Regions from separate parts of the Homo sapiens genome. Here region 2 is linked to region 1. A link is an interaction called in ENCODE POLR2A ChIA-PET data of the cell type or tissue named here. Cell type or tissue: endothelial cell of umbilical vein. All regions are shown on one strand. Links, peaks and the distances in the headings refer to the core of each region. The heading gives the core; the rest is flanking DNA.

Evidence for each region. Peaks named below come from ENCODE experiments on the same cell type or tissue, not always from the same donor. Only the 100,000 strongest peaks of a DNase experiment are listed, where the experiment ranks them.
Region 2: POLR2A ChIA-PET joins it to region 1 with 8 read pairs; 1 of 35 experiments calls an interaction of 5 or more read pairs at or near these places.

The regions. Positions count from the first base shown.
Region 1 is chr4:39,219,790-39,231,667 of GRCh38, forward strand. WDR19 (WD repeat domain 19) reads left to right here. Exons shown (of 37, transcript NM_025132.4): 15 at 5,095-5,244; 16 at 8,421-8,568; 17 at 8,697-8,901. Among named protein-coding and RNA genes, the nearest start is that of WDR19, 43 kb to the left of the region's middle. In endothelial cell of umbilical vein, for the core only: no CTCF peak of the experiment used is centred there; a DNase peak (open chromatin) is centred at 8,312.
Region 2 is chr4:38,101,762-38,113,639 of GRCh38, forward strand. TBC1D1 (TBC1 domain family member 1) reads left to right here. Exons shown (of 22, transcript NM_001396959.1): 17 at 1,238-1,396. Among named protein-coding and RNA genes, the nearest start is that of PTTG2, 150 kb to the left of the region's middle. RefSeq lists an enhancer at 4,361-5,036. In endothelial cell of umbilical vein, for the core only: no CTCF peak of the experiment used is centred there; a DNase peak (open chromatin) is centred at 4,760.

The sequences.
Region 1 (11,878 bases), core at 3,661-11,660:
CCACATGCACATAAACTAGTTATAGCATCTTATATTTGTAAACAGTTTTCACAGATTTTTCAAAGCATATCATGCCTGTTACCTTGTTCAGTCTGTAAAAGAATTAAGTTGTTAGAAAATGCTTTGTTTTCCACTTTAGCAAAATAGTGGCCGGTGCAGTAGCTCCCACCTAAAATCCCAGCATTTTGGGAGGCCGAGGCGGGTGGATTGCTTGAGCTTAGGAGTTCAAGACCATCTTGGGCAACATGGCGACACCCCCATCTCTAATAAAAATACAAAAAAATAGCCGGGCGTGGTCATGTGTGCCTGTGGTCCCAGCTACTCAGGAGGCTGAGGTGGGAAGATCACTTGAGCCCCAGGGGTGGGTTGCCAGTGAGCTGAGATCACGCCACTACACTCCAGCCTGGGTGACAGAGCAAGACCCCGTCTGAAAAGCAAACAAACAAACAAAAAAACAAAAAACAATAACAACAAACAAAAAGTTATTTACTACTTTAAAAGTTTCCACTTTCTCACATGAAATTATGATTATCATTATTGTTTTTTAGAGACAGGATGTCACTCTGTCACCCAGGCTGGAGTGCAGTGGCACAATCATAGCTTACTACAATCACAACCTCCTGGGCTCAAGCAATCGTCCTGCCTTATCCTTCTGAGTAGCTAGGACAGATGCATGCCACCATGTCGTGCTAATTTTTAGTTTTTTAAATTATTTTTCTTTTTTCTCTTCTTCTTCTTCTTTTTTTTTTTTTTAGAAACAGACCTCCTTGATTTTTTTTTTTTTTTTTTTTTTTTGAGACAGAGTCTCTCTCTGTCGCCCATGCAATTCTCTGCCTCAGCCTCCCTAGTAGCTGGGATTACAGGTACCCGCCACCACACTCAGCTAATTTTTGTATTTTTAGTAGAGACGGGGTTTCATCATCTTGGCCAGGCTGGTCTTGAACTCCTGACCTCGTGATCCACCCGCCTCAGCCTCCCAAAGTGCTGGGATTACAGGCGCAAGGCACCGTGCCCAGCTGAAACATTTTTTATATTTTCTTTTTATTTATTTATTTATTTATTTTAGAAACCTGCTAATTAATTTTTTTTTTTTTTTTTTTTTTTTTGATGGGGGTAGAAACTGGGTCTCCCTTTGTTGCTTGGGCTGGTCTTGAACTCCTAGTCTCAAGTGATCCTCCTACTTTGGCCTCTCAAAGTGCTGGAATTACAGGCATGGGACACAGGAGCCTGGCCTAAATTATTTTTTTTAAAAGAACATGTTTTAAAGCATGCTTGTTGCCATCTGAGAGACTTTTTAAAATTTATGTTTGACCTAAACTAGTAAGTCTCTGAGATAATATACATCAGTAAGGTAGGTCTCATATATCAGGTAATTTGGTGATATGGAAAAATATGGAATAGGAAATTTGTATGACACTAATAGTTTATAGAGCCCTGATCTCACTTATTTTATCTCATTATCTATAAAATACACAGGGAAATTTTCAGGAGGAAGATACTGAAGATTGAGAGGCTAGCAAGTCTGTAGCAAAGTGGAACTTAAACTAAGATTTCCTGATGGAAAATCTACTCTTTCCACTATGCCACAGTGCTTTTGGAATAAGTGTAGTAGTCTGTTCATAAAGCAGCAACTATCCTGGTTTCATTCTTGAGTGATTCAGAAAATATCATGTTTTTTGGCAGCTTTATTGAAGTTTAATTGATATGCAAAAAAATGCACTATTAAAGTTATACAATTTGGACAGGCGTGGTGGCACATGCCTGTAATCCCAGCACTTTGGGAGGCCAAGGCAGGCTGATTGCCTGAGCTCAGGAGTTTGAGGCTCAGAAATAGTGAACATACTCATCACCCCCAAAAGTTTTCTCCTGCTCCTTTATGATTCCTCCCTCTCATCTGTCCCCACCCCATGCTTTTTCTGTAACTGTAAATGTAATAAATGTTTGTATATTCTAGAGTTTCATATAAATGGAAACATAAAGTATGCACTACTTTTTGTTTGTCTTTTATTCAACATTAATTTTTTTGAGATGCATTATGCTGTTGTGTGTGTCAGTAATTCATTTCTTTTTATTGCTGAGTAGTAGTAGTCTATAGTATGTATATATCATAATTTGCTTATCCAAGAATTATAGGTGAACATTTGAGTTATTTCCAGTTTGGGGTATTTACAAATAAAGCCTCTATCAACATTCATGTTCAAGAAACTGGTAAACTGTTCTCTAAATCGGTTGTACCATTTTACATTCCCATCAACAGTGTGTGAGTGTTCCAGTTCCTCTCTGTCCTCACCAAGATGTGACATAATCAGTCTTTTTCATTTTAGCCACTCTAATAGATGTGTAGTGGTATCATTGTTATTTTAATTTGGATTCCTAATGAACTAATGATGTGGCACTTAGCATATGTTTATTTGCTTTCTGTATATCTTTGGTGAAGCGTCTGTTCAAATTTTTTGACCAATTTTTGATTGAGTTGTTTTCTTATTGATTTATGAGAGTTCTTTATATATATTTGGATTCAACTCCTTTATCAGATGTATGCTTTGCAAATATTTTCTTCCAGCGCACAGATTGTATTTTTATTCTCTTAATAGTGTCTTTCAAAGAGAAGATTTTTTTTAATGTTTACAAAGTCCAGTTTATCAATTTATTTTTTCATGGATCATGCTTTTGGTGTCATAGCTAAGAAATCTTTGCCTAACCCAGCGTCACAAAATTTTTTCCTATGTTTTCTTCTAGAAATTTTATAGTTTTATGTTTTGCATTTAGGTCCATTGAGTTAAATTTTGTTTATGCCATGAGGTATAGATCACTTTTTGCAAATGATATCCAGTTGTTCCAGCACCATTTTTTGAAAAGATTATCCTTCTCTATCTTGCCCTGAATAGAAGTCCAAAATGTTACCTTTTTTTAAATTTTAATTAAACTTTCTGTTTTGAGATCCTTGTAAAATTCACATGCAGTTGTAAGAAACAACGCAGAGAGAAGTCCTAGGTACCCCTTTACCTAGTTTCCCGCAGTGGTAACATTATAGTAATCACAACCAGGATATTGACATTGGTACAGTCAACATACAGAACAATTCTGCTGCCACCCCATTCTTAACCCCTGGTAACAACTTGTTCTCCATTTCCATAATTTTGCCATTTCAATAATGTGTAAATGGAATCAAACAGTATGCAATATTTTGAGATTGGCTTTTTTTTCACTCAGCAGACTTCTCTGGAGATTCATCTAAGTTGTGTGTATCCATAGTTTGTTCCATTTTGTTATTGAGTCGTATTCCATGGTATGGATGTACTTAGTTTGTTTAACATTTGCCCATTGAAGGGCATACGGACTGACAGCCAAGTGGAGTTTCTTTTTGAGGTTATGAAATGTTTTAATATTGATTGTGATGAAGTATTGCACAACTCTATGAATATACAAAAAACCATGGAGTTGTATCCTTTAAGAGGGTGAATTTTATAGTGTGTAAATTATATCAATAAAGCTATTAAAAATAAGAATAAAAGTACAGTCCTCTTTGTTTTTCATTTTTTGTTTTTGTTTTTGTTTTGAGATGGAGTCTCGCTCTGTCGCCCAGGCTGGAGTGCAGTGGCGCGATCTCAGCACACTGCAACCTCCACTTCCTGGGTTCAAGAGGTTCTTCTGCCTCAGCCTCCTGAGTAGCTGGGATTACAGGCACACGCCACCACGCCCAGCAAATTTTTGTATTTTTAGTAGAGACGGGGTTTCACCATGTTTTAGTAGAGATGGGGTCAGGCTGGTCTGGAACTCCTGACCTCGTGATCCACCCACTTCGGCCTCCCAATGTGCTGGGATTCCAGGCATGAGCCACCACGCCTGGCCAAATACAGGCATCTTTAAAACAGGAAAAAGAATCAGTTGAACATATCTGTCTCTATTTCAGGCTTCCATTGATCTGTGTATCTGTTCTTCCACCAATACTACGCAGTCTTGATTACTATAGCTATAAAAAGAAAGCCTTAAAATTGGGTAGACTAATTTCCCACTTTATTTTCTAAATTGTTTTAGCTCTTCTAGTTTATCAGTCTGTATAAATTTTAGAATAATTGTGTGTCTATCTACAAAAAAATCTTGTTGAAATTTCTTTTATTAGAATGATATTAAACCTTTATATCAGATGGGAATAATTAACATGTTAATTTCCCATCCATGAACACAGTATACCTCTCCATTTAGTTAAATATTTTGTGTCTTTCATTAGTGTTTTATAATTTTCAGCATACAAGTCCTGGGCATGTTATGTTTAAGTTTATACCCAAGTATCTCATTTTTTGAGTAATTGTAAATGGTATTGCATTTTTAATTTGGTATGTACATGTTCATTGCTAATATACATTCAGTTGATTCTATCAGGTGGATTTTTTTGTCTTAAAATTAATTTTCTAATTTATTAATAGCAAAAAATTGAAATAATGTATTTAAAAGTTACTCCTATATAATAGGGGTATTTCTAGCAAGTAGGAAATCTAAAAATCAATTATGCTTTAATATCACTAAGAATGTTAGAATTAATAGACTGTTTAATCACAGGTACAGTCCCATTTTATTTTTATTTTTATTTTTTATTTTTTATTTTTTTGAGTCAGAGTCTCGCTGTATTGCCCAGGCTAGAGTGCAATGGTGCAATCTCGGCTCACTGCAACCTCTGCCTCCTGGGTTCAAGCAATTCTCCTGCCTCAGCCTCCCAAGTAGCTGGGATTACAGGCGCCCGCCACCATGCCCAGCTAATTTTTGTATTTTTAGTAGAGATGGAGTTTCACCATATTGGCCAGGCTGGTCTCTTGGCCAGGCTGGTCTCGAATTCCTTACCTTGTGATCCGCCCGTCGTGGGCTCCCAAAGTGCTGGGATTACAGGCAAGAGCCACTGCGCCCAGCTTTTCCCATTTTATTTATTTTCTTGAGTCTGTACCTTTCACATATACTAAATATTATTCTTAGATACTTCATCAAAAACATGACATTTTTCTCTTAAAATTAGAACATATGTTTAATTTAAATGTTGAAAGTTAGGATTTCCTTGACTACCTTTTATATTTTCATGGCTGGATTTTTTTTTTTTTTTAGACTGGTGTCGTTCAGTATTTCTACATTGAAGACTGGCAATTCGTTAATGATTATCGACATCCTGTCAGTGTGAAAAAGATTTTTCCCGACCCAAATGGGACCAGATTAGTTTTCATTGATGAAAAAAGTGATGGATTTGTTTACTGTCCAGTAAGTCTGGAACATTTTTAAATGTTTATTTTTTGAAATGCAATATAGGGAAAAAAAGTGTTTAAAGCCTATCTCATGTAAAATTTTCTATTAATTAGTGCCAAGGATTGTAGTTCTTTGCTGTCATCTTCATAATATCATGTTTATGATAGATTTCTCATATCAAGAAAACTTTTTCCATTATTCTGTAATTTTTCATAGTGGCCATCCCAGAAAGATTTTTAATGGGAAAAATAGTTATTATATCCTAAACCACTTTCAAACTTATCATATACTTACTGCACAATACAATAATTATAGTGTATCTGCCTGTACATGACTTTTCTCTCCCAATAGGCAGTGAGCTTATCTGTGCCTTCTGCCCACCTCAGTTGATTTTCCTCTTTCCTTGAAGATCCTGAGCACAAGGAACAGGTATTTCTGTATTAGATGAGTAAAAATGGATGAACCCATTTTAAAAATCAGTCACTCATATTTTTAAACATCCTTAACTTTTTTGAAAATAGATTTAGAAAAAAGGAGATGTGCCTTTACATTAGTTAACTACAATTGGATTTTTCATTTACTTTTTATATCCTGTTAATGGTTTACTGTGTTTTTGGTCAAATTCACATAAGCTACAGCTGCTTGTGGACCCATCCTTAATACTGTTTCCAGGTGCCTAGGTCTCACTGTGTTGTCTCCCCAATGTAAACAGCCTGCTCCTCACTGCTACACTTCACTTGATACAAAGACTTACTTCCTCCCCATGCCCGCCCCTTCTTCCTTTCCTTTCCTTCCCTTCCCTTTCTCTTCCCTTTCCCTTCCCTTCCTTTCCTTCTCTTCTCTTTTTCTTTTCTTTCTTTATTTGACAAGTATAACAAATTTCCACAGATGTACCTGGATTATATATGCCAAATTCCTAATCTGCTAGTTCTTAGTCAATGCATTCCTCTCCCAATTGCAAAGCAAATGAGGATGACATAAATGAAGATAAACCTCGAGTTTCCTCTACTTAATACAGAAATTCCACCTTGTATAGGTTTCCTTTCTATAACAGGGAACTAATTAGAGCTGCCTTGAATTTCCCCTGTGTGCGTTCACCACAGTTAGAAACTGTGGCTTAGACAGAATATACAAGAGAGTAGGAGGGTAAATCAGGTATCTGTCAGGAGTTAAATTCAGAAATAGGGTGTAGCTGCTAGGAAAAGGGTAAGGAGTAAGGTCAGCCTTAAACAAGGTGATTTCAATCATTTTTACTTTCTCCATTTACAGTTCTCTTTTTCTTGATAATTTCTGTTAAAGAGCTCTCACTTTGATTGGATTTCCAGTTTTTCTGTCTGTCTAAGATGGAGACAGTTCTAGTACCTACTTTGTAGGGTTGTTAAATGAAAAGTAAATAGGATGATGCATGTAAGCTTTTAGTATAGTGTTAGCCACATAATAAGCACTAAATCTTTTTTGAAAACAGTTCGGCCACTAGTCCAGTGGCACTGATGTGCTCATCTATACAAAGTGAGAATCAGTATAGCATAGTGGTTAGAAGCAGAGACTCAGGAGCCAGACTGCCTGGGTTCAAATACTGGCTCGTCAGCCTACTAGCTGTGTGACTTTGGGCAGATTTCTCTGTACTTTAGTTTCTTCATCTGTAAAACGGGAATAATAATAGTATCTGTCTTCTAGAGTATAAGGTTAGAATTAAATGAAGTAATTAGTACAATATCTTGTAAGTAGCACTGTCCAATACAAATATAATGTGAACCAAATATGTAATTAAAAATTTTCTATTAGCTACATTTTTAAAAGATAAAAAACGAACAGATGAAATTAATTTTAATATATTTAATTTAACCCTTGAGGAATCGCCACACTGTCTTCCACAATGGTCGAACAAATTTACATTCCCATTAACAGTGTAAAAGCGTTCCTCTTTCTCCTCAGCCTTGCCAGCATCTATTGTTTCTTGACTTAATAATCGCGATTCTGACTGGTGTGCAATGGTATCTCAATATTATCATTTCAATGTGTAATTGAATATAAAAAAAGTAATGAGATATTTTACAATCTTTTTTTCATGCGAACTCTCTGTGTAGTTTACACTTAAACATATCTCAATTCGGACTTGGCACATTTCAGTGCTTAATAGGTACATCTGGCTACATGTAGATGTTATAATAGCAACTACTATGTTAAATAACACAGCTTTGTAGTATGAATTATTATTTGCAAGAATTTTATATTTCATTCTCATTTTGAGAGTAGGATGAGGCAGATATTTTTCAGTTCCCTATTCAGGATATATACAAGCCTACCTGCCTGAGTTCACAGGACTTATATGGACTGATTTTTGTAAACAGCTTATTTAGTATAATATTACAGTCAGCCCACCCTATCTGTGGGTTCCTCATCCATGGATTCAGCCAACTGTAGATCAAAAATATTCAGGGGAAAAATGGATGGTTTTGTCTGTGCTAAACCTGTGCAGAAAACTTTTGTTGTCTATATTCCCCATACAGTATGACAACTATTTACATAGCATTTATATTGTATTAGGTATTATAAGTAATCTAGAGATGATTTAAAGTATAAGGGAGGGTGTACATAGTTTATACACATATTACACCATTTTATTCAGGGATTTGGCCATCTGTGGGTTTTGCTATCCGTGGGAGATCCTGGAACCAATCCCTCATGGATGTTGAGGGATGATTGTATATTTATATTTGTTGACATGCATTTTAGAGAAGCTTTTGAAATAAAGTATCCCTAGTGTAATTTACTTCAATCATGTGAGTTAATTTGTTTCTTAATACCCACTATTATCAAATACTCAGTATTATTGAAAAATTTCTAAACACAAGTACAAGTGTGTTCGTAGTTTAAATTTCTGTCATCCTGAGCAGCTTTAATTTTTTTTCCTTAACCTGAAGCTTTGTGTCTAGACTTGTGGGTTCTCCTACAAATTTGCCAGATTTTAGATCAAACCTTGGCTTTTCCAAATAACTATAGTTTTTTCAAGCCAGACCTAGGATAGGAATGGAAAAAGAAACTTTCTTTCCTGTTGTTGTTGGAGTGATGTTAGGTTGAATATGACTCAGTAAGCTAAGCCAGCTAAGGCTGCAAACAGGCTTCTACCACGGCAAATGATAATGATTCAAGTACAGACTTGGGGCAAATCTGTAAATTTTATTTTGTAGGTCAATGACGCTACCTATGAGATTCCAGATTTTTCACCAACCATTAAAGGTGTTCTTTGGGAAAACTGGCCAATGGATAAAGGTGTATTTATTGCTTATGATGATGATAAGGTGTACACTTATGTCTTTCACAAGGACACTATACAAGGTACTAAACCCCTTTTGTGTATATTCGCTGACAGATGAATTTCCCATTGCAGTAAAATTAAAACATTCTTTCTGATGTTTGTGCTGAGTATTAGCTTTCAGCATTGCGATGTCTGTTTTATAATGTAGGAGCCAAGGTTATTTTGGCTGGTAGCACCAAAGTTCCTTTTGCTCATAAACCTTTGCTGCTATATAATGGAGAGCTGACCTGCCAAACACAGAGTGGAAAAGTAAACAACATCTACCTTAGCACCCATGGCTTTCTCAGCAACTTAAAAGATACGGGGCCTGACGAACTGAGACCAATGCTGGCACAGAATTTAATGCTAAAGAGGTAGGCTTTCACACACTTCTTTTGGAACTTCTCATTTGCTTTTGTGATTTTAAAGGTCAAATCCTATAATTATTCTATCTTATTTTATTGCTTTATTCTTTATCCTTGCAAGAATTTTTTTTTTTTTTGTAAATGTAGAAGTACAAGTGCAGTTGTGCTACATGGATATAGTGCATATGGTGAAGTCTGGGCTTTTAATGTACCCATCACCAGAATAGTGAACACTGTACCCAGTGGGTAGTATTTTATCCCTCAACCCTGTCTCACCATCCCGCCTTTTGGAGTTGCCAGTATCTATTATTCCACCTGTATGTCCATGTGTACCCATTGTTTACCTCCCACTTCTAAGTGAGAACATGCAGTTTTTGACTTTGGGGCATTTCACTTAGGATAATGACCTCGAATTCCATCCATATTGCTGCAAAAGACATGATTTCATTTTTTTAATGGCTGAGTAGTATTCCATAGTGTGTATATCTATATATACACACCACTTTTTAAAATCCAGTCATCTGTTGATGGACACTTAAGTTGATTCCATGACTTTGCTATTGTGAATAGTGCTGCAGTAAACATATGAGTGCAGGTGTCTTTTTGATAAAATGTCAAATCCTATTCAATAGATGGAGATAACAGCACTTACCTTGTTCATTTCACAGGGATATTGTGAGGCTCAGATAAGATAGTCAGCTGTTTTTATTATGAGTACTTTATTACAAGAAAAGCCCTTAAGAACAAAACGGTTTCTAAGCTTCCAGAGAGCCTAGTTATTGGGAAATCCTAATAAAATAAACCTAATTATTTCAACAATATCTTGACTTCATCATAGTGAGGTTTGATTTTGCTTTGCTTATAATTTCCTTTTACTGTTTTTTTCTCTTATCTCCTAGAGCCACCGTGAATTCCTTTGACGTTCTAATTCTTCCGAGCCTCTCTTAAATGCTGCTGTTTATTGGGGTCTCATGAGTTTCCTTCTCTTCTTACTCTAATTATTCTTCCTGAGTGAATCTCCTCTGCTTAACATGGCTCAACATACCACCCATATGAAGCTGACTCTAAAATCTGTGTCTTTATCTTAAACCTGTACTTACAACTACCTTCCAGTCATGTGTCCTTGGAAGTCCATGAGCTCTTCAAACTTGCCCTTTCTAAAACTGAACTCATCAATTTCCACAGGCCCCTATTTTCCCTCACTGTAATCACACATGCACATGCCTTAACACACATATACACCAGCTCCTTTCCTCCTCCCGTGTTCCCTCATCTTTACCCAGGCCCTCACCTGGAATAATGTGTAATGTAACTAACCACTTCCTAACTGCTCTGTCTGCCAATAGCCTTGTAACGATCTCATCTGTTCTCCACACACTTTTGAAGATGTGATTTGATCCTCTTATTTCCCTGCTCAGGATCCTTCAGTGACTTTCTATTGCCTTTACAAACAAATCCATTCCTGGGGGACCTCTATGACCTACTAGGCACTTCATGATTTAACACCAGCTCAACTGTCTCCACTCAAGTCCCTCTCTGTTCCACTGGCTGCTGAAATTGCATATATTTCATGATTCTTCCTGGAATGCCCTTTCCCTGCTCTGAATGTAGTAACCCCTCTTTCTTTACCCATCAGCGATAAGTGGAGCCATCTCCTGCTCCAGGAAGCCTTCCCCGACTTCCCCACCACCACAGGCAGTCCTGCTTGGGGTCTTTCTGATGTGTTGCCTCAGAGCCAGGATGCAGTATACACAGTGGTGAAGAGCATGACACCACTTACCTCTGTGTGCCTTGGGCTAGTCTTTTGACGTCTCTAAGCCTCATTTTCCTAATCTATAAAGGAGACATAATAATAATACTTAGTGGGTAGGGTTATTAGGGTAAGAGAATTTATGCAAAAGACTTAGCACAAAGAGTTACCTATTGTAAGTACTCAGTTACCTCTGTCAAACTATGCTATAGTCATTTGTTTCCTTATCTGTCTCTTCCACCTTCCCCAATTGTGACTGCCTTAAGGACAGCAACTGTGGTTGATTTTTGTATCATGTTTCCAAGCATGTAACGAGTTCAGTAAATGTGTGTTGGATGAAAAAATGGATAGGTGAATAGATAAATGGATGAATGAATAGATAGATGGATGTAATATATTCACTCATGTAGAGGTTCCACAAAAAGTTTAATTGGCATTTATGTTCATGTTTTAAACCAGAGGTCGGAAAACCTTTTGTGTTAAGGTCCAAATGGCAAATATTTCAAGCTTTACGGGCCATAGGGTCTCTATCGCAGCTACTCAGTCTGGCTGTTGTAGCAGGAAAGTGGCCACAGACAATCCATTAAAGAGTGGGCTGGGCCGGGGACGGTGGCTCACACCTGTAATCCCAGCACTCTGGGAGGCCGAGGCGGGCGGATCATGAGGTCAGCAGATCAAGACCATCCTGGCTAACACGATGAAACCCTGTCTCTACTAAAAATACAAAAAATTAGCCGGGTGTCATGGCATGCGCCTGTAGTCCCAGCTATTCGGGAGGCTGAAGCAGGAGAATAACTTGAACCCAGGAGGCCGAGGTTGCAGTTAGGTGAGATCACGCCATTGCACTCCACCCACCCTGGGCAACAGAGTGAGACTCCGTCTTCAAAAAAAAAAAAAAAAAAAAAAGAGTGGGCTGATCAGTGACTTTGTTCCACTCAAGCTGTATTTTCAAAACAGCACCTGACTAGATTTGGCCCATAAGCCATAGTTTGCTGACCCCTGTTTTAAACTTCTAAATTTATAGGAATAGAATACTAATTTTATTAGACTTATATGAGAACAAAAATAATATTCATCTATGTGTGAAATAAAAAGAAATAAATGAATAGGATTAGCTTAGTTAATTGAGTAGGCTTATTACAGAGTAGATTCAGATTAATAAAAGAAATTTAGGGAAAAACATTTATCTGTAAAAAAAGGAAGAAAGCTTAAGTGTTTTTTCATTACTTGTAAATG
Region 2 (11,878 bases), core at 1,718-9,717, 1.1 Mb before region 1:
GTGGGGCAGGTTTCTTGCCGTCAATTTTGCCTCTCACAATAACCCTTCCAGCCTTCTTGCCAGCTGCTCTCTTCCACATGCACCCTTGTGCCTGAGGCAAACTGAATCACTCTCGGTTCCCTCTCTCTTGTACTTTTCTCTTCCTTTTCCCTCATCCTTAAGGCTCGACTCAAATGAAGGATTCTGTGGAACCTTGATTGCTCAGTTAGAAATGAGCAAACTGTCGCAAGGACAGAAAACCAAACATCGCATGTTCTCACTCATAGGTGGGAATTGAACAATGAGAACACTTGGACACAGGAAGGGGAACATCAAACACTGGGGCCTATCGTGGGGTGGGGGGAGGGGGGAGGGATAGCATTAGGAGATATACCTAATGTTAAATGACGAGTTAATGGGTGCAGCACACCAACATGGCACACTTATACATATGTAACAAACCTGCACGTTGTGCACATGTACCCTAAAATTTAAAGTATAATAATAATAATAATAAAAAGAAATGAGCCAGCTTCTCTTTCATCTGAGCTCTACTTCCTTTTGATTCTCTCTGCTTTCTGAGATCACATCTTACATGACAATTTTTCATACTTGGCTTTATTTCCCTAGAATGTTGTTAATTGGCACCAGGTTGGAGCTCAGGTCGTATTCTTTATTCCTTGCAGAGTCTGACAGGGTCAGAACATGATAACACATTTGAGAAGTGAGAAGAAGGGAGGAAGGGGCCAGGGAAGTGAGGGGAGAATAGGGGGTGGAAGTAGGGGAAGAAGCAAATAGGGCAAGGTTTTAGTTGCCTCCCTTCTGTTCTTATGCTGTTAATTAATAATGGAACCAGTGGCCAGGCATGATGGCTCATCCCTGTAATCCCAGGACTTTGGAGGCTGAGGCAGGAGTATCGCTTGAGCCCAGGAGTTTGAGACAAGCCTGGACAGCATAGTGAGACCCTGTCTCTACAAAAATAAAAAAAAAATTAGCCAGGCATGGTGGTGGGCACCTATAATTTCAGCTACTTGGGAGGCCGAGGTGGGAGGATCATTGGAGCCCACAAGGTTGAGGCTGCAGTGAGATGTGATTGTGCCTCTGCACTGCAGCTCGGGTGACAAAGCCAGACTCTGTCTCAAAAAAAAAAAAAAAGGAACAAGAATTTGGATAAATGGAACATGAAACACAATTCATTTTTATTATTAAGTTGTATTCTGTGCATAAATTATTTCCATGTCTTCTCTCCCTTTTAAAGGTGTGCCACGTCATCACCGAGGTGAAATCTGGAAATTTCTAGCTGAGCAATTCCACCTTAAACACCAGTTTCCCAGCAAACAGCAGCCAAAGGATGTGCCATACAAAGAACTCTTAAAGCAGCTGACTTCCCAGCAGCATGCGATTCTTATTGACCTTGGTAAGTCTGTGCCATCGATTGGAGATGACAATGGAAGTTTCACTCACATGAAAAATCTGAAGAGACTGTCCAAGTTATGTATTGACCTGCCTTTAGGTTTAGCAATCAAAATTTACTACTGAGACTTTTAATTTAAAAAGCCCTAGGGTAATCACAAATGTCATCTTCAAGCATATAAAAATCTCTGTATTTTCACTGGGGAGCTTGTTAACTTTGCTTGGCATGGAGGGAGGGTGTTCATTAAGGCTGCAGTCATAATTGTGGTTCAGTCCAGTAACTCAAATATTGATAGGAGGTTTTTACAGTCAACCGAAGGAACATCCTGGAAAACGTATAGATGTTCAGAACCGAGGCTTGGTTTAATTACAGGAGCCACTCCCTCATTTTTACTGCTCACAAACAGAATTCATCAGAAAAATTGTAGAAAGCAGTTTGTGTGTGTGCCTTGAATGATTTTATTTTGGAAACTGGGTGGCACCTTGTCTCTTGAATAGTTTTTAAAATAAGAAGATGGGAACAATATACAGTCAGCCCTCCATATCTATGGGTTCTGAATTTGGGGACTCAACCAACCTCAGATGGAAAGTATTTGGGAAGAAAAATCAATGAAAACTAAACAATAATATAGATTTTAAAATATAGTAACTATCTATGTAGAATTTACATTGTATTAGGTGTTATAGGTAATCTAGAGATGATTTAAGGTGTGTGGGAGGATGTGGCCGGGCACAGTGGCTCACGCCTGTAATCTCAGCACTTTGGGAGGCCAAGGCTGGTGGATCATGAAGTCAGGAGATCGAGACCATCCTGGCTGACACGGTGAAACCCTGTCTCTACTAAAAATACAAAAAAATTAGCCAGGCATGGTGGTGGGCGCCTATAGTCCCAGCTACGCAGGAGGCCGAGGCAGGAGAATGGCGTGAACCCAGGAGGCGGAGCTTGCAGTGAGCCAAGATCATGCCACTACGCTCCAGCCTGGGTGACAGAATGAGACTCTGTCTCAAAAAAAAAAAAAAAAAAAAAAAAGTGTATGGGAGGATGTGTGTAGGTTATGTGCAAACATAGCACCATCTTATAGAAGGGCCTTGAGCACCGTGGATTTTGGTGTCTGTGGGGACTCCTGCAACCTATCCCCCGAGGATGCCAAGGGATGACTGTATTGGATAGATTTGCAGTTGCCACTGTGAAGGACTTGTTGAACTGGGGTGTGATTATGATGCACAGAGGGCCCTCCTGACTTGTCAGTGGCCATGCACAGGGCCAGGTGGCAATGCACTCCCGTTTGCCTGCCGCCTATCACCCAAGCTGCTGTCTCTACTGGTGGTGAGCTGGCTCGATGTGGTAGGAGATGGGCCCTGCTGCTTTTAGAGCATGTGGCCCTGCTTCCAGAATACCTGTTCTGGTTGCAGCTGCTGCTGCTGAAGGCTCCACAGAACACACAGTGCTTTGGGGCCCTGCGGTGGCCCGGTTCTCTGATTGTTCCTGCAGCCACGACAGAGGATGCAGTGTGAGCCGCATCAGGCAGTATGAAGTCCTTTCCTCTCAAGCCACGTAGCTAGCCTTAAAGGTTAATTTCATAACCCTTAAGGTTATTTTTTTTTTTAATTTTTTTTTTTGAGACGGTGTCTCGCTCTGTCGCCCAGGCTAGAGTGCAGTGGTGTGATCTCAGCTCACTGCAAGCTCCGTCTCCTGGGTTCACAGCATTCTCCTGCCTCAGTCTCCCAAGTAGCTGGGACTACAGGTGCCCGCCACCATGCCTAGCTAATTTTTTGTATTTTTAGTAGAGACGGGGTTTCACCGTGTTAGCCAGGATGGTCTCAATCTCCTGACCTCGTGATCCTCCCGCCTTGGCCTCTCAAAGTGCTGGGATTACAGGCGTGAGCCACCACACCCGGCCCCACTTAAGGTTATTCTTTAGCTTGAACATCATCTCTGAGAAACTTTCCCTGACTGTGGTCTCCTCTCCCACCTCAAGACTGGATGAGGTGTCTTGCTAAGCCCCCTGTAGCACCCCACACTCTCCCCATGGTGCGTATCACATTTCTCATCATCACCGTTATCTGCTTATTATCATCACTGCTGCTGCCTAACTTCACCTTGGGCCAAATGTTGTGCAAAGGGACTTAAACTCCTTTCTTTAATCCTTACAACATGATCAGGTAGATGTTGTTCTGTTTCTCTTTAGAGTTGAGAAAATAGAAACAGACAGGTTACGTAACTTGCTGAAAGTGACACAGCCGATTTGCCGCTAATCAGTGTGACTTCGGAAGCTGCACTTTTTTTTCAACTTTTATTTTAGATTCCAGGATTGCGTATGCAGGTTTCTTACAAAGGTGTATTGTGTGATGCTGAGGATTGGAGTGTGATTGAACTTGTCACCCAGGAACCAAGCATGGTACCCAATAGGTAGTTTTTCAACCCTTGCCTTCCTCCCTCCCTCTCCACCCCCCAGGAGTCCCTGGTGTCTGTTCTCATCTTTATGTCCATGTGTACCCAGTGTTCAGCTCTCATTTCTAAGTGAGAACATGTGATGCTTGGTTTCTGTTTCTGAATTAGTTTGCTTAGGGTAATGACCTGCAGCTGCATCCATGTTGCTGCAAAGGACATGATTTTGTCCCTTTCTATGGCTGCAGAGTATTGCATGGTGTCCATATATCACATTTTCTTTATCCGGTTCACTGTTACTGGGCACCTGGGTTGGTTCCATGTCTTTGCAATTGTGAATAGTGCTGTGATGAACGTGTGAGTACATGTGTCTTTTTGGTAGGATGATTTATTTTGTTTTGAGTATATACTCAGTAATGGGATTGCAGGGTCGAATGGTAATTCAGCTCTTAGCAGAACCTGTATTTCTTACTCCACCTCCCCCGCCTGTCCTTAGTATACAGCAGTGGCTCTTTATTGCCTTTTTCCCTTATAGGATACAGCCCTCTGCGGACTGGGCTGGGGCTGTTTGGCCATTATACCCTCGGCTTCTAGGACAGTGGCTGTGACACAGCAGATGCTCAAAGAATATCTTTAAGATTCAGAGTGTGAGACACTGCACTAGCACCGCCATCTCATGGGCCCTCACAACAGCCCTGGGAAGGTGGCCTGCACCCTCTCTAAGAAATGAAGAAACTGAGGTCACATGTTGACCATGGTCACAAAGTCACCTGAGGGGAGGTGACAGGAACTGAACCCACTGTCACTCTGTGTTTCCCTGGGACCCTCTGAGCGCAGGAGGCCCGTGTTGCTGTGCAGTGGCAGGCCAAGGCAATGCCTTGGTGGAGCTGGGGCCCATTTGGCCCACTGACCTGAGGAAAGCAGTTTTGTGAATTGGCAGTAGCTGCATTTGCTGACATGGTGAGTTACAGGAAATGCCATCATGTTCCTATCATGTGAAACAAAGTGAGAAATAGGTTCAGGGTGGGAGGCTGAAAGGGAGGAATGCAGACAGCCCCGCTCCCCACACTTGCTCCAAGGCTGGGAGGAGGAACGGGAAGGTGTCTCCCCTCCTGGATTCAGTCACCTTCTTCTCTTCATTCCCCTGCAGTATCCCCTCATTCTTCCACGGACACGATCAGCCCCTGCTTCTTGTTGCTCAGATGTCATCACTTTTCTGCAGAGGGAAAAGAAGAGACCAGATCAGAACAAGGGCCTCGGCGTGGCTGTGCACTCCGAAGGCACTGTGTGTGCCTGAGCCCCACCACGGCCTCCCCTGCAGGGCTCAGGCAGCCTTCCTTGAGCTGGCATGAGGTCTGTGGGAGCCCGGTCCACTGGCAGGGCTGGCTGCATTCAAGTCCTCTCCATCCCTGCCTCTCCCCACCCTCTCCCTCTGCTGCCCCCTTCTCTGACAGTGCTGACCCCCCTCTCTCTTCCCCACTCTTTCCCATCCTCGCCTGGCCTCCGGTTTGGATGCTGTCCACACACTTCCCGAGGGCCTGAGAGGACCTCCGTGTGAGGCAATGCATTTCCCAGGTCACCTCTGTGTCTCTCTCCAGGCTTTTTCCAGGGACTCCCCGGGGTCAGTCTCCTCTCCCCACTGGAACGGGGAAACTGGGATTGGCCTAGACCCGGCAGTGGAGTCCCAGGTGCCCTGCCTGCCCGGCTGACTCCGCCCAGGGAGGCCTCCCACAGAAGCTCCTCCAGACTCCACCTGTTACCTCCCCCACTCCTCTCACCCAAGGCTGTGCTGTGGCCAAGTCAGTTGTTTAGTCTACACTTTCTGTTTAGTCTACACCATGGCTACCTCAAGGCCCAGTGAAGGTGTGTAGTATAAAGCAAAATCAAATCCATATTTCAGTTTTCCTTAAAAAGTGACCTTCATATTCTGGCCAGAAGAACAGAATGGTTGGTTGGATATATTTTGAGTTTTCATGGGTTTTTGTTTTCCTGCCTCTTGTTATACTTTCTGAAATTGGCTTTTAGTCTAAACAGGTTTTTTTTTTTTTTTTTTTTTTTTGGCAATGTGTTTTCCTCCAAAGAGTAAGAATAATAGGCCTCATGGCTGGGTCGTGTTCTACAGTTTGTGAATATTTTCTCAACCTTTGTCAAATTTCATCTTTACACATCCTGTGTGAAATTGGGCACGTGCCGTTATTTCCAACTTAGAGGGGATGAATGAGCCCTTAAGAGCTTGAGTTCTCTGCCCACATTGCGAGTTACTCAGTGCCAGAAGGAGTTCTGGAACCCAGGTCTCCTCAGTCTCCATACCACATCCCTTCTAGGGCACCATGTTGCTTCTGTGTTTCTTGGCTCTGCCCACTCCATGCCAGCACAACTCTCCCCACCCCTGCTTTGGTGGAATCATGTTCCTTTGGGGTAGATCACACCAGCCAGAGGCAACTGCTCTCAGCTTAGCAGATGGTACTCATCACATTATTCTTGAAGCCTTGGGTCAGGAGCCTGCCCCACCCATCTGCATCCATTTGTCCAGCCCTCAGACAATTGCCACTGTTTTCATGTCTATTCTTTGACTCTCTATCCTGGGTAGACAACATGGACTGCCCAGCATCCTGTCTTCTGTCTGGGGCTCCCACTGTCGTCCTGACCACGCTGGGGGCTGCCAGTGACACTGGGAAACTCCTGAGGGACCCCCTTCAGGCTTCACATCATCTGCTCCCTCCCTAGCATCCCAGCCTAGAACACTTTCCAGCCATCAGCTGCATTCCCCAGTGAGGCGTGCAGCCTCTCCCATGATAGGAGGGCTTCAGCCGAAAGAACACTTCAACAGGCCCAGAAACCCAGGAGCACCATTAGATCAGAAAGCAGAAGCAAGAATGCATCTAATCTCCCCCACATCAATTGCTATAGTTTTATTAATCTGCATATTATAGGTCAGTAAGGGGATGGCACAGTTTATAATCCCTGCAAGAGTCTGATGATCTTTTGGTGACCAGAAGTGCCATTTTTTGATGGGCTTCTAGAGATCCTCCATCAGGGATACCAGACATGTTTGGCATGCCTGTGCTGCCGCGAGACGCTAAGCGTGTGTCCAGACTACACGTGTGGGTCACGGGTCCAGCAGCAGAGCTGTCATGTTGATTGTTTGCTTCTACTAAATGTATAAAGCCTGCCTGGTGTCCAGAAGAAAAGAAACTATAATCCAATTTTTTAGAATCCATAAAAGGTAAGAAGTAGGAGAACATTTAGAATCCACAAAAGATGAGAAGTAGGAGAACGGTTGGATTTTTTAGAATCCATAAAAGATGAGAAGTAGGAGAACCTCCAAAAGGAAGGAATCAGCTGAGAGTATTGAAGATGACCAAGTACAAACAGGCAGAGGGGAGCGCTTCCCCTTCTCCTCTCCCAGGCGGTGGGCTGCCTCGCTCGGCCAGGACACACAGAGCAGCATCGTGCACTTTGAGGGGCAGGTGGAGCTGCTCATCACTAGCAGGGGTGCTGGCGGGGACCACAGTGTTCTCTTCCATCTTTGAGTTGAAGTCCTGTGTGAGAAATGAGAAACCTTCATGGCAAAAGACAGAAAGGGACCTAGAATGTAACATTCAGCAGTCTTGTTATCTCACGCACCTGTCTGTCCAGTTGGGGACGTTGCTGTATGGAGGTCAGTTGAACAATCACAGTTGAGGAGCCTAATGAATTCTTGCACCACCAGCCACACACATTATTCTGAAGAGTGAGCCATTGTCTCTGATCTTATCAGGATCACATCGTGGGATCATATTTATTTGGTCATTCTGAATATACCCTTTAAGTCCAAAGTGAAATAACTAAATGTCGTTGATAAAAGGAAAGAATAAAGTGGGGTATGATTTCCTTTCACAGAGGTCTGGAATCTTCCTGCCTTTTTCAAGTCAGTCGGTGGTGCTGGCAAATGTTTAATAACCAGCTCCTCTCACCCCTCAGAGGAAGCCCTTGGTGTTCAGTGTTTGCAGATTTCCATTGTGCAACTAGTCCTCCCACACCCCATTTTAAACTACCCACTTGATGTCACTGGTCATGGAGTTGGGCTCACAGAGCCAGTGGGAGTCAACTGGAGCAGCCACTGGACTCATTCAAGTGTTTCCCAAAAACAATCTGCTCCTAGAAGGACTCTCCCTTAATCTCCTAACCCTGCCATTCAGGATGATTCCCTGCACTCTGGGAAGCACACGTTCTAGTGGGAAGACTGATACTGGGCAACTGATAACCAAGTGACTTAAACTTCTGAGGGTTACAAAGGGTGTTTGTATCCTCAGTGTCTCATTTCAGATTCTGCTCAGAGCTAAATGCAACAATGTGAGAAGATGTTAGTATCCCAGATCTTCATCCAGGAAGGAATCTTAGAGATCATTAGGTTGTAGGGTTTCTCTTCTGCAGAGGAGATAGAGGGTCGGTGTCAGATTGCTGGTTTGCCAGTACCACTCCCTGGAGAAAAGAGCAAAAGAAAGAAACTTGTTAGTCAACTGTGCAGAGCCACCGTGAGACTGAATAGCTTTGTGGGTGGCCCCGTGTTTGCTGCAAGAGACCTCTGGCCTCTTGTAGCAGCTGCCACATGGTAAACAGAGCCGAGATATCAGGAGTCTCGCTGAAAATGCAGTCAGATGGGCTCTGAATAGAGGAAGGCAGGACACTCTTGAGATGGGATGGGGTTTCTCACAGCACCGTACAGGGACCACCTGCAAGATCTCTTGAGGGGCTTGTGAAAAACACATCCCTGAGGTCACCATTCTTGACCTGCTGCTTATTGAGTTTCTGATGCCTGGGATGTGCAGGTTTAACAAGCCCCCAGATGATCCTAATAGGATTCCTGCCTGAAAATTGCTGGGTGAAGGCTCTTCCCCCTCCAAGTGATAAAGAAGGAAAAGATTGATCCTGGAAGAACATCCGTTAGATGAGCAAAATTTTGTGGAGCACTTCATGAAGAGGAATTACTAGGTCATTTAGAAATATGTTTGAATTGTGGATCATCTTGTAGGCCTTTCTGGCATATTTCTCCACTTAGATCCACAAGACACATCGAATGTCTTTTTATAAAGGGGTTTTTTAATGCCCATGTTTGACCCTCTCCACTTAACAGTCCCATTCTCATTTTATATGTGAAGGTAATCTGCTTTACAGAAAAATGTAAAGGACCTGCACTTCTCTGCTTTGTGGTAAGTTGTAAAATGCAGTTTAAAGAGGCAGGCCTCATATCCTGATAGATTTGTAGGAAGGATTGCACAGTTTTACCCAGCTTCCCTCGAGTTTGGCAGAAATTAGCTTTCCCTGAGCTGGTGTCTTCCCGAGCTAGCATGCTTCTCCTATGGGGTGTGTGGCCTTCTCTCCTGTCTTCTTGAGGCAGAGCTTCAATCTAGAATCTGTTCACAAACTGAACAAATGCAACAAACAGTAAACAGTCTTTTGCTCATAGTTAAGGTGCCTTGAGTTGGGTGTGAGGGGCTGAGTGTGTTCTCAGGGGTGCTCTGCCCACGGCTCCGGCCAACTGCTGCAGGTGCGCATCATATGGGTGGTCTTTGTGGAATGCCATCAGCACTAGCTTAGTACCTCCTAAATGGGAGCTGGAGGGCTACAGTGCTCAACACTGGATTATACGAATGTGGATTGTCCAGGAAATGCTTTTAATCCCCCTCATCCACTCTCTACCCACGTGACCTGCCTCTCCCTCTTTACTTGGTGTTTACTCAGGAATGTGGGTGAGTTGTCGTGTTAGCCTAGAACAGCCATTCCCAAACTTTGATGGAAGGATGCCATTCACTTTGAAAATTATCGAGTAGCCCAAAGAGCTTCTGTTTCCATGGATAATTCCTATCAATATTTACTATATTACCAATTAATTAAAACTGAGATTAGTATTTATTTGATTCGTATTTATTTTTACATAGCTATAATAAACTCATACATATAAAAAATTATTAAAAAATGACTGTTTTCCAAAATAAAATTAGTTAGAAATGTGACATTGTTTCTACATTTAAAAAATCTCTTTAATGTCTGATTTAATAGAATCCGCTGAATTTTATTTGCTTCATTCATTCTGTTTTGCTTGTTATTTGAAGCATATAAAGCAAAAGCTGACCTTGCACAGATCTATAGTAGGAAAAGCAGGGGGAGGGCCTCATGGACCCCTAAAAGGATCTCAGCGACCTCCAGGGGTCCTCAGGCTGACCAAACATTGAGAACTATTGACCTGGAAGAATGTAAAATAGGAAAACAGTGTCTCCCCCAATAGAATTTCGTGTAAAACGTGGACTGTGTTACAAAGTCAGATGGGTGCAGTTGTCCTGCTTAACCGCTAATCAGGAGCTGAAGGCCAGAGACTCACAGCTGTTCCCCAGCCTGGTAGTGAACCCAGAGGCCTGTCTTGCTGTGCAGTGGGACAGGAAGTTGCATTTGGGAGTCTCATAGAACACACTGGAAGATGTGTTTTAGCTTGGCCAGTTTCATGCAGGACAGATTTTCTGCATAAAGAAAATCAATGACAGTTTCTGAAACTGCATCCTGGAAGCCTTGACCAGTTTGGGTAATAACAAGAGATTTGAAAGTGTGGGGTGTACAGGTGTTTTGCTGAATCTAGGTGGTGGTGGTGATTATTATTATTTGGAATTCAGCTTTCAGTTCTACCTGCTTGTGAGTTCCAAACTTTGTGAAAATTAGTTGCTTGGACGAAACTTTTCTTTGCCTCTGGAAGGCTGTCAGAAAGCGAGATTTCCCAGCTTATGTGCAGTGTTATAGTTAATAGAGTAATGGCTCTGCAAAGTTGTTCCTTTACTTTAAATGTAATTTATTTTGCATTTGTGCTACAGAACGGTCATAAGTGTGCCCTTTTGTCCTCTTGTTTGGAAACTGGGTTTTTATAATGTGTGTGGTCTATCCGAAGATTATTGCCCATTATTGAACACCATTCATAGCAACCATTTGCATTAGGCATTGTACGTGTACTCTCCACTCTGCAAACTATGTGTTCTGTCCCTTTTTAAAAAGAGGAAGCTAAGGTTCAGAGAAGCTAGGTAGTCCATTCTGAGCTTCACGTGCCAGAGGCCATTTTGTACTTACTTCAAATGCCATTGAAATAAATGCACATCAGAGAATTGTTCTTAGCATAAGGGGCGCTACATGTAACTTTTTATTAGTGAAATGGATGATGTTCAAGGGCTGTGGTTGATTAGAAAGGCGTCCAGACCCTGGCTCCAGGGACTATGGAGCAGAACTGGAGGCCAGTGCCTGTCGAGCGGGTCCCCACACTCCATCTGTGTGACCTGACTGTGGATGGCCTGGCTCTGCCGTTAGATTGCCACGGTGCCCTCCTCTGGTTGAACCTTTCTCGAGAAGTGCTTGTTGGAGGCTTGAGTGCAGAGCCTGTGAGAAGCTCTATGTGGTTCCTATTGCCTGTCAGCTTGCTGATAAAGGTCATTGGTTTGGCAAAATTTGGCCCAAGGTTTGCCTTCTCATAACATACCACTCGGTAGCAAGGCTGGGAGGAAGGTGGCTATAGCTATTTCTGGAAGCTGCTTAGGGGGCTGCCTCCCCCTAAATTGGTACATAATTTGCAGGGCCTATTGCAAGATGAAAATGCAGAACCCTTTCTTGAAAGATTATTAGGAATTTCAAGACAGAGACAACAGAGCATGAAGCCTTGTGCAAGGTCCTTCTAAGCACAGAGCCAGTGTGACCGCACAGAACACACACCCGTGAAGCCAGCTCTGCCCCCACCATCTGACCACTCTTGAGTGGCCAATTAGCATAGGTCACTCCCCACCCTGCTAGGCCCACCCTCTTAGGAATGTTGTGAGGCTTAAATAAGAAATAGCCACTCTACAAGCGGTGTCAATTAGCATGGGCTCTGGTTTCTGTGTGAGGTAGTTTGCTAACATGAGAGGGTATCTGATTAGCTAAAACGATAACACTGACAGATTAAATTCAGAATAACTAAACCTTCCCTGTGTTCCTTTATGCCACATGACTCCTGCATATTCTGCTACCAGCACCTGTTTGATACCAGACGGAGGGGTCCATTTGGGATGGGACAGGAGCATCAGCAGAAATGCAGAAGTGGGGAAG